3 separate regions of the Homo sapiens genome follow, and all the other regions are linked to region 1. Evidence: chromatin contacts called from ENCODE Hi-C or POLR2A ChIA-PET data. All regions are on one chromosome and are shown on one strand. Each heading gives the region's core, a stretch centred on a gene start or an enhancer-like site at or near the end of the contact. The rest is flanking DNA. Distances are from core to core; before and after follow the strand shown. Region 1 holds the start of MPND (MPN domain containing). Region 2 holds the start of MYDGF (myeloid derived growth factor). Region 3 overlaps TICAM1 (TIR domain containing adaptor molecule 1).

What was found. Hi-C counts contacts between places; a loop is a spot of excess contacts on that map. ChIA-PET counts read pairs that join two places held with the same protein, here RNA polymerase II (POLR2A). Pooled maps may share reads with other maps.
Region 2: a pooled map shows a loop between it and region 1 (24-fold over the local background). The contact joins the promoter of MYDGF here to the promoter of MPND in region 1. A Hi-C loop is called at or near these places in 2 of 37 single-sample maps with no recorded cell type and 8 of 50 pooled maps. POLR2A ChIA-PET finds 5 or more read pairs at or near these places in 1 of 52 experiments (OCI-LY7).
Region 3: a loop to region 1 is called in a pooled map, with 4 times the contacts of the local background. The contact joins the enhancer-like site here to the promoter of MPND in region 1. A Hi-C loop is called at or near these places in 1 of 50 pooled maps. POLR2A ChIA-PET finds 5 or more read pairs at or near these places in 2 of 52 experiments (HEK293 and HEK293T).

Annotation. Positions count from the first base shown.
Region 1 is chr19:4,342,091-4,345,810 of GRCh38, reverse strand. MPND (MPN domain containing) reads right to left here and starts at 2,249. Exons shown (of 13, transcript NM_001300862.2): 1 at 2,211-2,249; 2 at 1,817-2,103; 3 at 1-66. The coding sequence starts at 2,217. RefSeq lists a silencer at 2,108-2,397 and enhancers at 2,466-3,197, 3,218-3,337.
Region 2 is chr19:4,668,183-4,671,981 of GRCh38, reverse strand. MYDGF (myeloid derived growth factor) reads left to right here and starts at 1,640. Exons shown (of 6, transcript NM_019107.4): 1 at 1,640-1,821; 2 at 3,337-3,387. The coding sequence starts at 1,648. RefSeq lists a silencer at 1,251-1,640.
Region 3 is chr19:4,813,227-4,817,088 of GRCh38, reverse strand. It overlaps TICAM1 (TIR domain containing adaptor molecule 1), which reads left to right. Exons shown (of 2, transcript NM_182919.4): 2 at 1-1,157. The coding sequence ends at 850. Among named protein-coding and RNA genes, the nearest start is that of TICAM1, 17 kb to the left of the region's middle. RefSeq lists enhancers at 1,107-1,236, 3,862, 3,371-3,862. Within about 2 kb of position 1,667, at least 13 of the 41 ENCODE cell types and tissues checked have a DNase peak (open chromatin) inside an H3K27ac peak, as active enhancers do.

The DNA.
Region 1 (3,720 bases), core at 1,000-3,499:
GGTCTGCCCGGTCTCCTGCCACATGATCCTTCCGTCTGGCTGCAGGTCGCCCAGGAACTTCTTCCCCTGCAGTGACAGTCAGCTGGCTGGGCCCAGGACCAACACCCACCATGCCCTCTCTCCCGGGGGGTCCTCCCCAGACCTACGCTCCCTCAGGCATGTCTTTACAGGGCTTCCAGGAACACCTCTCAGGCCGGCTGCAGGGCCTCCTCAGTGCCTGGGAGTCCACACCCACAAACCTGATCAGCCTGCACCAAGCTGCCTGGCAGATATCTGCACCCCGCCCACCATGACCAAGAAACCCCTAAGATCGGGGATAGGGTCTGTCTGTCTTGATCACTGCTGTGTCTCCAGGATGCAACACTCAGCAGTTGCTCCATTCAGAAACTCCCATTCAGAAGGGGAATAATGTGCTACCATTCACAAATCAAACAATAATGACAACAGTAATAGTAATAATACAGGGCTGGGTGCAGTGGTTCACGCCTGTAATCCCAGCACTTTGGGAGGCTGAGGCGGGCGGATCACCTGAGGTCAGGAGTTTGAGACCAGCCTGGCCAACATGGTGAAACCCCATCTCTACTAAAAATATAAAAATTAGCCAGGCGTGGTGGCGGGTGCCTGTAATCCCAGCTACTCAAGAGGCTAAGGCAGGAGAATTGCTTGAACCGGGAGGCAGAGGTTGCAGTGAGCCGAGATCATGCTACTGCATTCCAGCCTGGGCAACAGCGCGAGACTCTGTCTCAAAAAAAAAAAAAAAAAAAAAAAAAGGCCGGGCATGGTGGCTCACGCCTATAATCCCAGCACTTTGGGAGCTGAGGCAGGCGGACCACGAGGTCAGGAGTTCAAGACCAGCCTGGCCAATATAGTGAAACCCCGTCTCTACTAAAACTGCAAAAAAAAAAAATTAGCCAGGCGTGGTGGCGCATACCTGTAGTCCCAGCTACTCGGGAGGCTGAGGCAGAAAATCGCTTGAACCGGGAGGCAGAGGTTGCAGTGAGCCGAGATCGAGCAACTGCATTCCAGCCTGGGCAAAAAAGCGAGACTCTGTCTCAAAAAAAAAAAAAAAAAAAAAGTACTAATACCTACCACAGATAAAGTGCTTACCATGTGGCAGGCGCCTGCTGAGGGCTTTATTCATTTAACCATCCCCTAATTTTCCCATGGTGGGGAAATATTCCATTTCACGGCTGGGAAACCACAGGAAGGCCGGGGTGTTGCCCATCTGACCCTGCGCGGGTGGTGGCTCCTCTCTGAGCCTCAGCTTCTCCTTTGTGGGATGGGGTGTTTGGTAATCTACGTCCTCCCCACCAGAAGGACCCATCTGTGCCTCAGATTCCTCTCTCCACATGGGGCTTGTCCCGTAAAAAGAGCTCCGGGCCTCAGTGTCCCCTCCACGGGAGCTCCTCCTGCAGGAAAGGAGCTCTGGGCCTCAGTTTCCCCTCCCCACACTGGGGCTTGTCCTAAAGCAAGGGAGCTCTCCAGGCCTCAGTCTCCCTTCCTCACACCGGGGCTCTTCCTGCCGCCAAGGGAGCTCCGGGCCTCAGTCTCCCCTCTTCATGTCGGGGCTCTTCCTGCAGCCAAGAGAGCTCCGAGCCTCAGTTTCCCCTCCTCACACTGGAGCTCTTCCTGCAGTCAACGGAGCCCCGGGCCTCAGTTTCCCCTCGCCACACCGGGGCTCGTCTCTCAGCAAGGGAGCTCCGGGCCTCAGTGTCCCCTCCCTACACTGAAGCTTGTCCTGCAGCAAGGGAACTCCAGGCCTCAGTTTCCCCTTCCTGCCCGAGCCGCGATGGGACGAGGGAGGCGGGGTGCTCACCAGGTAGTAGATGGACAGCACCCCGGCGCCAGGCTCCAGCAGCGCGTCTTTGAGGAGCACCCGCAGTGTGACCGCGCGCCTGGTGAGCGCGCCCCCGGGCCCGCCGCAGCCCCCCGCCCCGGCCCCGCCGCCGCCGCCTCCTCCGCTGACGCTACTGCCGCCGCCGCCACTGCGTCCACCGCCCGCTCCCGCATTCGGCCGCTCAGGGTCCTCGGCCTCCGCTTCGTCCTCGTCCTCCTCCGGCGCCTCCTCGCCCGCACCGCCCGCCGGGGACAGCGGCTCCGGAGCTGCGGACAGCGAGAGGCTGCAGGGAGGCCGCTCGCCCCACGGCTCTGCAGCCCCGCGCCCCTGCAGCCCCGCGCCCCGCGCCTCCGCCCCGCTGGGCCCGCCGTACCTGCCATGGCCGCGCCTCCCCGCGCCCGGAGCTCTAGACTCCGGCTTCCCGGCACGTCACGCGGCCCCGCCCCGGGGAGGGGAGGGGCGCCCCAACCATTGGCCGTCGCCGGGGTCGGGGGAAGGGCTCGGCGCGCTGGGGTGGGCGGAGAAACTGAGGCCTCGGGGATGCCCACGCGGGAGAGAGATCGGGAACTCAGCCCTCTGGGAACATTCGGGAAACTGAGGCGTGACGGGGTGTTGACCGGGAGCTCATTGGTGCGAATGGGGAAACTGAGGCCTCGCTGTCCAGGGATAGAGGTTGCAAGGTGGAAGCCTGGGGCGGGTGCGCGAGTGGCTCAGCCTGCTGCAAGGAGAGGAGAAGGTGAGACCTGCGGTCACCGCACTTGAGGAACTCAGAGGCCTCGGCCTTTAGGACCAGGGGAGAAACTCAGGTCCAGGGGAACAATGCGGACTCCAATAGGGAACAGCCTCGCGCAGACACAGGTGGAGCCAAAGAGCCCAAGCCGGCCTCAGTCGCTAAAGAATTAACTCCCACCCTCCCGGGCGGCCCTCGACTGATTCCATGATTGGACCGTTGCGGAGCCCGCCAGCCAATGATAAGAGTCCCATTTATTTCACCCTCAACCAATCGATAGCAAGCTACTGGATTCCCGCACCAACCAATCCGTGTCAACTATCTGATTACACCAACTCGGATTTGACCAATGGGCAGACGTCCATGTAAACCAATCAGTAGAAACCCTTAGTTATGAGCGCAAACCATCAGAGGCAGGGACTGGACTCACCAGCCAATCAGCTCCGGGTATAAGGCCAGCCGAGTCCGGCCCTCCATACCCTTGGGCGGAGCAGGAGGCAGGGCCGGGCTCGTTGCGCGCCTGATCAGTGCAGCCCCGGCCTTTGTCCCCTACCCTGTTTCTGCAACTACATCCCCGACCCTGTCCTGGGACCTTCGTCCCGGAGCCCAGGCTCTGGGATTTCCCTCAGTCCCTGGCAGGGTTGAAAGTCCGGGATGGGGACTTCCTAAAGCTCCGGGACGCCGTGGGATGGGCTCAAGTGCGGGTGGCTTTGCCCAGACCGCAGTCGGGAAGTGGGAACTGGACAGTAGGGGTGCGGGGGAGGCTCTCCAGGGTGCTCGGGAATGTTCTCAGGAAGAAGACTTGACATAGAGCAAGAGCTGGGTACATGTGAACTATTGTTGTCCAGCCCAGGCACCCTTTAGGGGCCCCACCCTGACTGTCCAGCCAACAACGGGCATCCCCAAGGCCTGCAGACTCAGCATAGCCCAAACCGGCCTCAGTTTATTTCCCCAACTCCTTACGCACTTTCTCTTTGGCTTTTTTTCCGTCCCCTGCCTTCCAAAACCCTGAGCCACACCTCCAGCCTCTTGCACCCAAATCCTGGCCATCGCAGTGAGTCTCAGGCCTCCAAACTCATGCCCCACCCTGTCGGTCTTCCACCATTGCCCCAGAGGGCTCTTTCTAAAATGCACCTATTACCACCTCCCTCCC
Region 2 (3,799 bases), core at 391-2,890, 330 kb before region 1:
AATATATATATTCACATATGTGAATATATGAATATATATATTCACATATGTGAATATATGAATATATATATTCACATATGTGAATATATGAATATATATATAGGAATGGGGTCTCACTATGTTGCCCAGAATGGTCTAGAACTCCTGAGGTCAAGCAATCCACCCACCTTGGCCTCCCGAAGGGTTGGAATTACAGGCATGAAGTATCACGCCCGGCCAATAAATTTCCTAACGCAAGCAGGTATCCCAATTTAGAACAGGCTGCCACTGCAGAAAGGCAACTGGCTTGGACTTCTGTCATTGGCAGAGGAGTCAGCCTCCACGGGGATCCTTCTCACCTCCCTGGGGCTCACCACCCTCCGTAGCTATGGAGTAGAGTGATTTAATTCCTCAAAGGGTGAATTATAACCCATCTTAGGAGTCATCTATGACGTTTTCTCTCTGGATTCTGTTTTTTGCCAGTTGGGAAGGACTAGAAACACCAGCTTAATTATTGACCCCCCAGGCCTGGCCACTGGTGTTTTCTTGAAATGTTAAGCCATTTGTAACCAAAGAATGACTTCCTTCTCTAGTTGAAAACCTGGGATCTAATGATAGCAATAGCTACAATATATAATTCTCAGTTCATTCGTCCCGGTGTGGGAACTTAATTCCCTCACTTACTCCTCCCAACAACTCCTTGAGGTAGGGATTATTTTCTTTTTAACTTTTTATTTTGAAATAATTTTTGCCTCCCAGAAAATCTGCAGAAACTGTAGGGTTTCCTAATACGCTTCATCCAACTCCCCCTAATGTGAACATCGTCTGTAACCCCTAGGACAAGCCAGGTTATCAAAGCCAGGAAGTGAACACCCACATAATCCTATTAACAAATACACAGACTGATCGAGCGTGATGACTCACACCTGTAATCCCAGCACTTTGGAAGGCCGAGGCAGGCGGATCACTTGGGGTCAGGAGCTCAAGACCAGCCTGGCCAACATGGTGAAAACCTGTCTCTACTAAAAATACAAAAATTAGCCAGGGGTGGTGGTGAACACCTGTAGTCCCAGCTACTCGGGAGGCTGAGGCAGGTGCATCACTTGAACCTGGGAGGCGGAGAGTGCAGTGAGCCGAGATCGCGCCACTGCCCTCCAGCCTGGGCAACAAGAGGGAAACAAAAGCAAGCATCCTGCTTCTCATCCTACTTTCCCTCTGCTAATTTTGAATATCGATGCACACACATCTTGGCTGCAACGATTATGAGAAGTTCGCCTAATGGTGACCTTCGATTTCCCTCACTCCCTGTACATCTCCTAACTGAAAGAGCTGCAGTCAGTCACACGGCTGGTGAGGGACCCTGAGACCCCAAAACGAACTCCATTACCACCTGAGGGACCCTCCAAGGATCGCCGGGCTACGCAGGGTCCCTAGGGTACGAGGCCGCCCCCTCGGCGGCCCCGCCCCCTCGGCGGCCCCGCCCCCTCGGCAAAAGTCCCGCCCCCTCGACAAAGTCCCGCCCCCAAGATGGTGGCCCCGGGCGGTGGACAGGGCGGGGCGTGCCGGGTCACGTGGACAGCCGACGCCGACGTGGCCTCCGGCGGACGCTCCACGTGTCCCTCGCCGCGCCCCGTCTACCCGCCCCTGCCCTGAGGACCCTAGTCCAACATGGCGGCGCCCAGCGGAGGGTGGAACGGCGTCGGCGCGAGCTTGTGGGCCGCGCTGCTCCTAGGGGCCGTGGCGCTGAGGCCGGCGGAGGCGGTGTCCGAGCCCACGACGGTGGCGTTTGACGTGCGGCCCGGCGGCGTCGTGCATTCCTTCTCCCATAACGTGGGCCCGGGGGTACGTGCCACCGCCGTCCCGGATATTTGAGTGCTGGCAGGCCCGGGGAGGGGGCGCGGAGCATTGGGGGCGGGGCCCGAGGAGGGGGCGCGGACCGCGGAGGTGGGTACTGAAGAAGGGGTGCGGATTGTTAGGGTCGGAGGCTGAGTGGGGGGCGCGGGACCGTGAGGCCGGGGTCATCACTGGGGCAGGACTGAACTCATAGGGAGCGGGGCCTTGTGGGCCCCGGCGGCGTTGAGGGGGCGTGATCACCTGTCACCTGTCGCCTGCCTGGAGTGTCCAGGCACCCCTGCCCTCCAGACGCAGAGGTGGGGAGGGGTCAGTGATGGGAGCGGCAGGAGGCTAAAGGGCATCTGCCCTCCTGGGCCTGAAGGAAATCAGTCGCTGCAGCTCCGAAGAGGGAGGAAGTGCTCCTTCCTTCCATTGCACAAGGTCCCCCCTCACCGAGGGTGTGAGGCCGGGCCCTCAGCCCTGTACTCAGCTTGTCGGCAAAGTCCTTTCCCCTCTCAGCCTCCCTTTCCCCGCCTGTAATAACAGTATCTTTACTGTTTTTTGACTATTTCTTTTTAGACTTGCGTGCAGTGGCGGGATCTCGGCTCACTGCATCCTTAGCCTTCTGGGTTCAAGCAATTCTTCTGCCTCAGCCTCCCCAGTACCTGGGATTACAGACGTGTGCCACCACACCCGGATAATTGTTGTTGTTGTTGTTTGAGATGGAGCCTCACTCTGTCGCCCAGGCTGGAGTGCAGTGGCGCGATCTTGGCTCACTGCAACCTCTGCCTCCCAGGTTCATGCCATTCTCCTGCCGCAGCCTCCCAAGTAGCTGGGACTACTAATCTTTGTATTTTTAGTACAGATGGGATTTCACCATGTTAGCCAGGCTGGTCTTGAACTCCTGACCGCAGGTGACCCGCCCACCTCGGCCTCCCAAAGTGATGGGATTACAGGCGTGAGCCACTGTGCCAGGCCAGTTTGTTGACTACTTCCTTATAGTTAGGTGTGATGCCAAGTCCTTTATATGTTAGGCCCAAGTTACAGATGAGAAAATGCTTCACATAAAAAAGAGAAACAGAGAGAAACTAGAGGCTCAGAAAAGTTTTCACTTGTCCAGGTCCCATGGCAAAACCCATCTCTACAAAAATACGAAAAATTAGCCAGGTGTGGTAGCAGGTGCCTGTAATCCCAAGTACTCAGGAGGCTGAGGCAGGAGAATCGTTTGAACCCGGGAGGCAGAAGTTGCAGTGAGCTGAGATCATCCCACTTCAGCCTGGGCGACAGAACAAGACTCTGCTTCAAAAAAAAAAAAAAAAATTAGTCGGGTGTGGTGGTTGCGTACCTATTGTCTCAGTTACTTGAGAGGCTGAGGCAAGAGGATTACTCAAACCTGGGAGTTCGAGGCTGCAGTGAGCTGTCATTGTGCCCCTGCACTCCAGCTTGGGTGACAGCAAGACCCCGTCTCTTAAACAAAATAAAAATTTCCTTCTACCAAACCTTTTTTTTCCTTCCATTCTCTAGGACAAATATACGTGTATGTTCACTTACGCCTCTCAAGGAGGGACCAATGAGGTGAGTTGTTCAAAATTCCCTCTAGCTTACTGTGACAGTATCCATTGTTGTAGGGAGATGTTCTGTAGCAGACAGCAGGGTTGGGTCTCACCTATATCACCTTACACTCATTGAATGACTCTTCCTAAACCAATAAAAAGGGAGAGTATTGGCATTAAACAGTGACGACAGATTCTGCTGTTATTATTCTACAGAGCAAGCAAATGTCTGGACAGAAGGAGGGAGGGGAGATGGGAGTCTGCCATCCCCATGAGCATCTGTTGGGATGTTGTATTTTATGTGCAGTGCAACAAGTTATCACAGCTTAGGGGCTTAAAACAGCACCCATTTATTATCTCATAGCTTTGTAGGTCAGAAGTCTGGGTCAGCTCAGTTGTGTGCTTCATAAAACCAAACTCAAGGTATTTTGGGA
Region 3 (3,862 bases), core at 418-2,917, 470 kb before region 1:
TTTCCAGGTGCCGGGGCGCGGGGAGCTGAGCTGCCTGCAGGACGCCATAGACCACTCAGCTTTCATCATCCTACTTCTCACCTCCAACTTCGACTGTCGCCTGAGCCTGCACCAGGTGAACCAAGCCATGATGAGCAACCTCACGCGACAGGGGTCGCCAGACTGTGTCATCCCCTTCCTGCCCCTGGAGAGCTCCCCGGCCCAGCTCAGCTCCGACACGGCCAGCCTGCTCTCCGGGCTGGTGCGGCTGGACGAACACTCCCAGATCTTCGCCAGGAAGGTGGCCAACACCTTCAAGCCCCACAGGCTTCAGGCCCGAAAGGCCATGTGGAGGAAGGAACAGGACACCCGAGCCCTGCGGGAACAGAGCCAACACCTGGACGGTGAGCGGATGCAGGCGGCGGCACTGAACGCAGCCTACTCAGCCTACCTCCAGAGCTACTTGTCCTACCAGGCACAGATGGAGCAGCTCCAGGTGGCTTTTGGGAGCCACATGTCATTTGGGACTGGGGCGCCCTATGGGGCTCGAATGCCCTTTGGGGGCCAGGTGCCCCTGGGAGCCCCGCCACCCTTTCCCACTTGGCCGGGGTGCCCGCAGCCGCCACCCCTGCACGCATGGCAGGCTGGCACCCCCCCACCGCCCTCCCCACAGCCAGCAGCCTTTCCACAGTCACTGCCCTTCCCGCAGTCCCCAGCCTTCCCTACGGCCTCACCCGCACCCCCTCAGAGCCCAGGGCTGCAACCCCTCATTATCCACCACGCACAGATGGTACAGCTGGGGCTGAACAACCACATGTGGAACCAGAGAGGGTCCCAGGCGCCCGAGGACAAGACGCAGGAGGCAGAATGACCGCGTGTCCTTGCCTGACCACCTGGGGAACACCCCTGGACCCAGGCATCGGCCAGGACCCCATAGAGCACCCCGGTCTGCCCTGTGCCCTGTGGACAGTGGAAGATGAGGTCATCTGCCACTTTCAGGACATTGTCCGGGAGCCCTTCATTTAGGACAAAACGGGCGCGATGATGCCCTGGCTTTCAGGGTGGTCAGAACTGGATACGGTGTTTACAATTCCAATCTCTCTATTTCTGGGTGAAGGGTCTTGGTGGTGGGGGTATTGCTACGGTCTTTTAATTATAATAAATATTTATTGAATGCTTCCGCAGCGCCATTGTCTTCTGGGACACCTTCTGCCTGGCTATTTGTTATAAAACACGTGGCTCCCGCTCCCGCAAAAGGGAACAGGAAGCGGGAAGTGCACGCCTCTTCTTGGAGGGCATAGACCGGCCTTTGCCCTCATCCCATTGGCCAGAATATAATCACATGGCCCTGCTCCTGCCGCAAGGAACCCTGGGAAATGTAGTCCTTTCTGAACGGCCGTGTGCCTCCCGAGTCGGGGTTCTAATACCAGGAAAGGTGGAGGGAAAAGATATTGTTGAGGGCGGGGAGGGTGCAGCCTGGGCAGCATGGTGAGACCGCGTCTCTTCAAAAATACAAAAGTTAGCTGGGCGTGGTGGTGCACGCCTGTAGTCTCAGGTACTCAGGAGGCTGAGGTGGGAGGATTGCTTGAGCCCAGGAGCCGAAGGCTGCAGTGAGCTATGAATGAATGAATGAATGAATGAATGAATGAGTGAGCGAGTGAGTGAATGAATGAATGAGTGAATGAGTGAGTGAATAAATGAACGAGTCAGTGAATGAATGAGTGAAAGAATGAACGAGTGAATGAATGAGTGAATGAATGAACGAGTGAGTGAATGAATGAGTGAATGAATGAACGAGTGAGTGAATGAATGAGTGAATGGATGAGTGAGTGAAAGGATGAGTGAATGAATGAATGAGTGAGTGAATGAATGGATGAGTGAATAAATGCATGAATTTGAATGAATGCCATTGGGGGACATTTAGCAGTTTTTGCTGCAGCCCTTCCTTTTTCTTTGGGGTCTGCCTTTGATGCCCCCACCAAGGTTGGACTCCGATGCCACTGTGTGACATTTGGCAAGTGCCTCCCCTGTCGGAGCCTCTGCTTTTTCATCTGAGAAATGGGTCTGTGGAGGCTGTTGTTTCAAGGCCTCAGCGGATCATATGCAGAACCACATATCAGGTACACCATACCTGGGTAGCAGGTGCAGCACTCATTAAGTATGGGGACCCACATGGAAGGGATTAATATTTTTCAGGGTGACAGACCTTCTAAGAATAAGAATGGAGCCAAGGTTTGTTGGACACTTAACATGTATTGATTCTGGAGTGTCTAAATACATAAACAAGACTGGGTGCTGTGGTGGCTCACATCTGTAATTAATCCCAGAACTTTGGGAGGTTGAAGTGGGAGGGTTGCTTGAGGCCAGGAATTCAAGACCAGCTTGGGCAACATAATGAAACCCCATCTCTATTTTTTTTTTTTCCTGAGATGGAGTCTGGCTCTCTCACCCAGGATGGAGTGCAGTGAAGAGAGCTCAGCTCACTGTAACCTCCACCTCTCGGGTTCAAGCTATTCTCCTGCCTCAGCCTCCCGAGTAGCTGGGATTACAGGAGCTCGCCACCACACCCGGCTAATTTTTGTATTTTTAGTAGAGATGGGGTTTCGCCATGTTGGCCACGCTGGTCTGAAACTCCTGACCTCAGGTGATCCACCTGCCTTGGGCTCCTAAAGTGCTGGGATTACAGGCGTAAGCCACCACACCCAGCCGCATCTTTCTTATTTATGTATGTATTTATTTATTTATCAACTGAATAAGACATCCAACTCTTTTTAAAAAATAAATAAATAAATAGGCCAGGCATGGTGGCTCACATCTGTTATCCCAGCACTTTTGGAGGCCAAGGCAGGCGGATCACTTGAGGTCAGGAGTTCGAGACCAGCCTGGCCAACATGATGAAACCCTGTCTCTACTAAAAATAGAAAAACCAGCTGGGCATGGGGCACACACCTGTAGTCTCAGCTACTTGTGAGGCTGAGGCAGGAGAATCGCTTGAACCTGGGAGGCGGAGATTGCAGTGAACTGAGATTGCGCCACTGCACTCCAGCCTGGGCAACAGAGCAAGACTCTGTATCAGTAAATACATACATAAATAAATAAAAATAGGCAGGGCATGGTGGCTCATGCCTGTAATCCCAGCACTTTGGGAGGCCGAGGTGGGTGGATCACCTGAGGACAGGAGTTCGAGACCAGCCTGGCCAACATGGTAAAACCCCGTCTCTACTAAAAATACAAAATTAGCTGGGTGTGGTGGTGGGTGCCTGTAATCCCAGCTACTTGGGAGGCTAAGGCAGGAGAATCGCTTGAACTCGGGAGGTGGAGGTTGCAGTGAGCCGAGATTGCACCACTGCACTCCAGCCTGGGTGACGAGAGTGAAACTCCATCTCCAAAAATAACAATAAAATAATAAAATAAAAATAAATAGGGAGGCACGGTGTTGCAGGCCCGTTGTCCTGGCGTGTAAGGAGGCGAGGCCAGACGTTTGAGATCAGCCTGGGCAACATAGGAAGGCCTCATCTATATAACAAAAAATTAAATACATAAATAAACAAACACATTTTCATCCTCAAAATGACCCCTCAAGGTAGAAGCTTCTATTATGGACCCACCTTACAGATGGGGAAAACCGAGGCCTAAAGAGATTAATTCTGACTCCAAAACTCACACAGATCAGAAACGGGGAATCACAATGGAAGGAGCTGAACTTCCAAGGGAGGAAACAAAGGAGGGTCCTCGAAGGTGAAACTGGACTCACTGAGCTGGGAAGCTGAGGAGCCCCTCCCTCCTGACAACCTGATTTGACTTTGCAGGCTCCTTCCTCCATTGCCAGGCCACATGGAAGCAGGCTGGTGTGAATCACCCAGCAGCCATGCACTACTTGCTA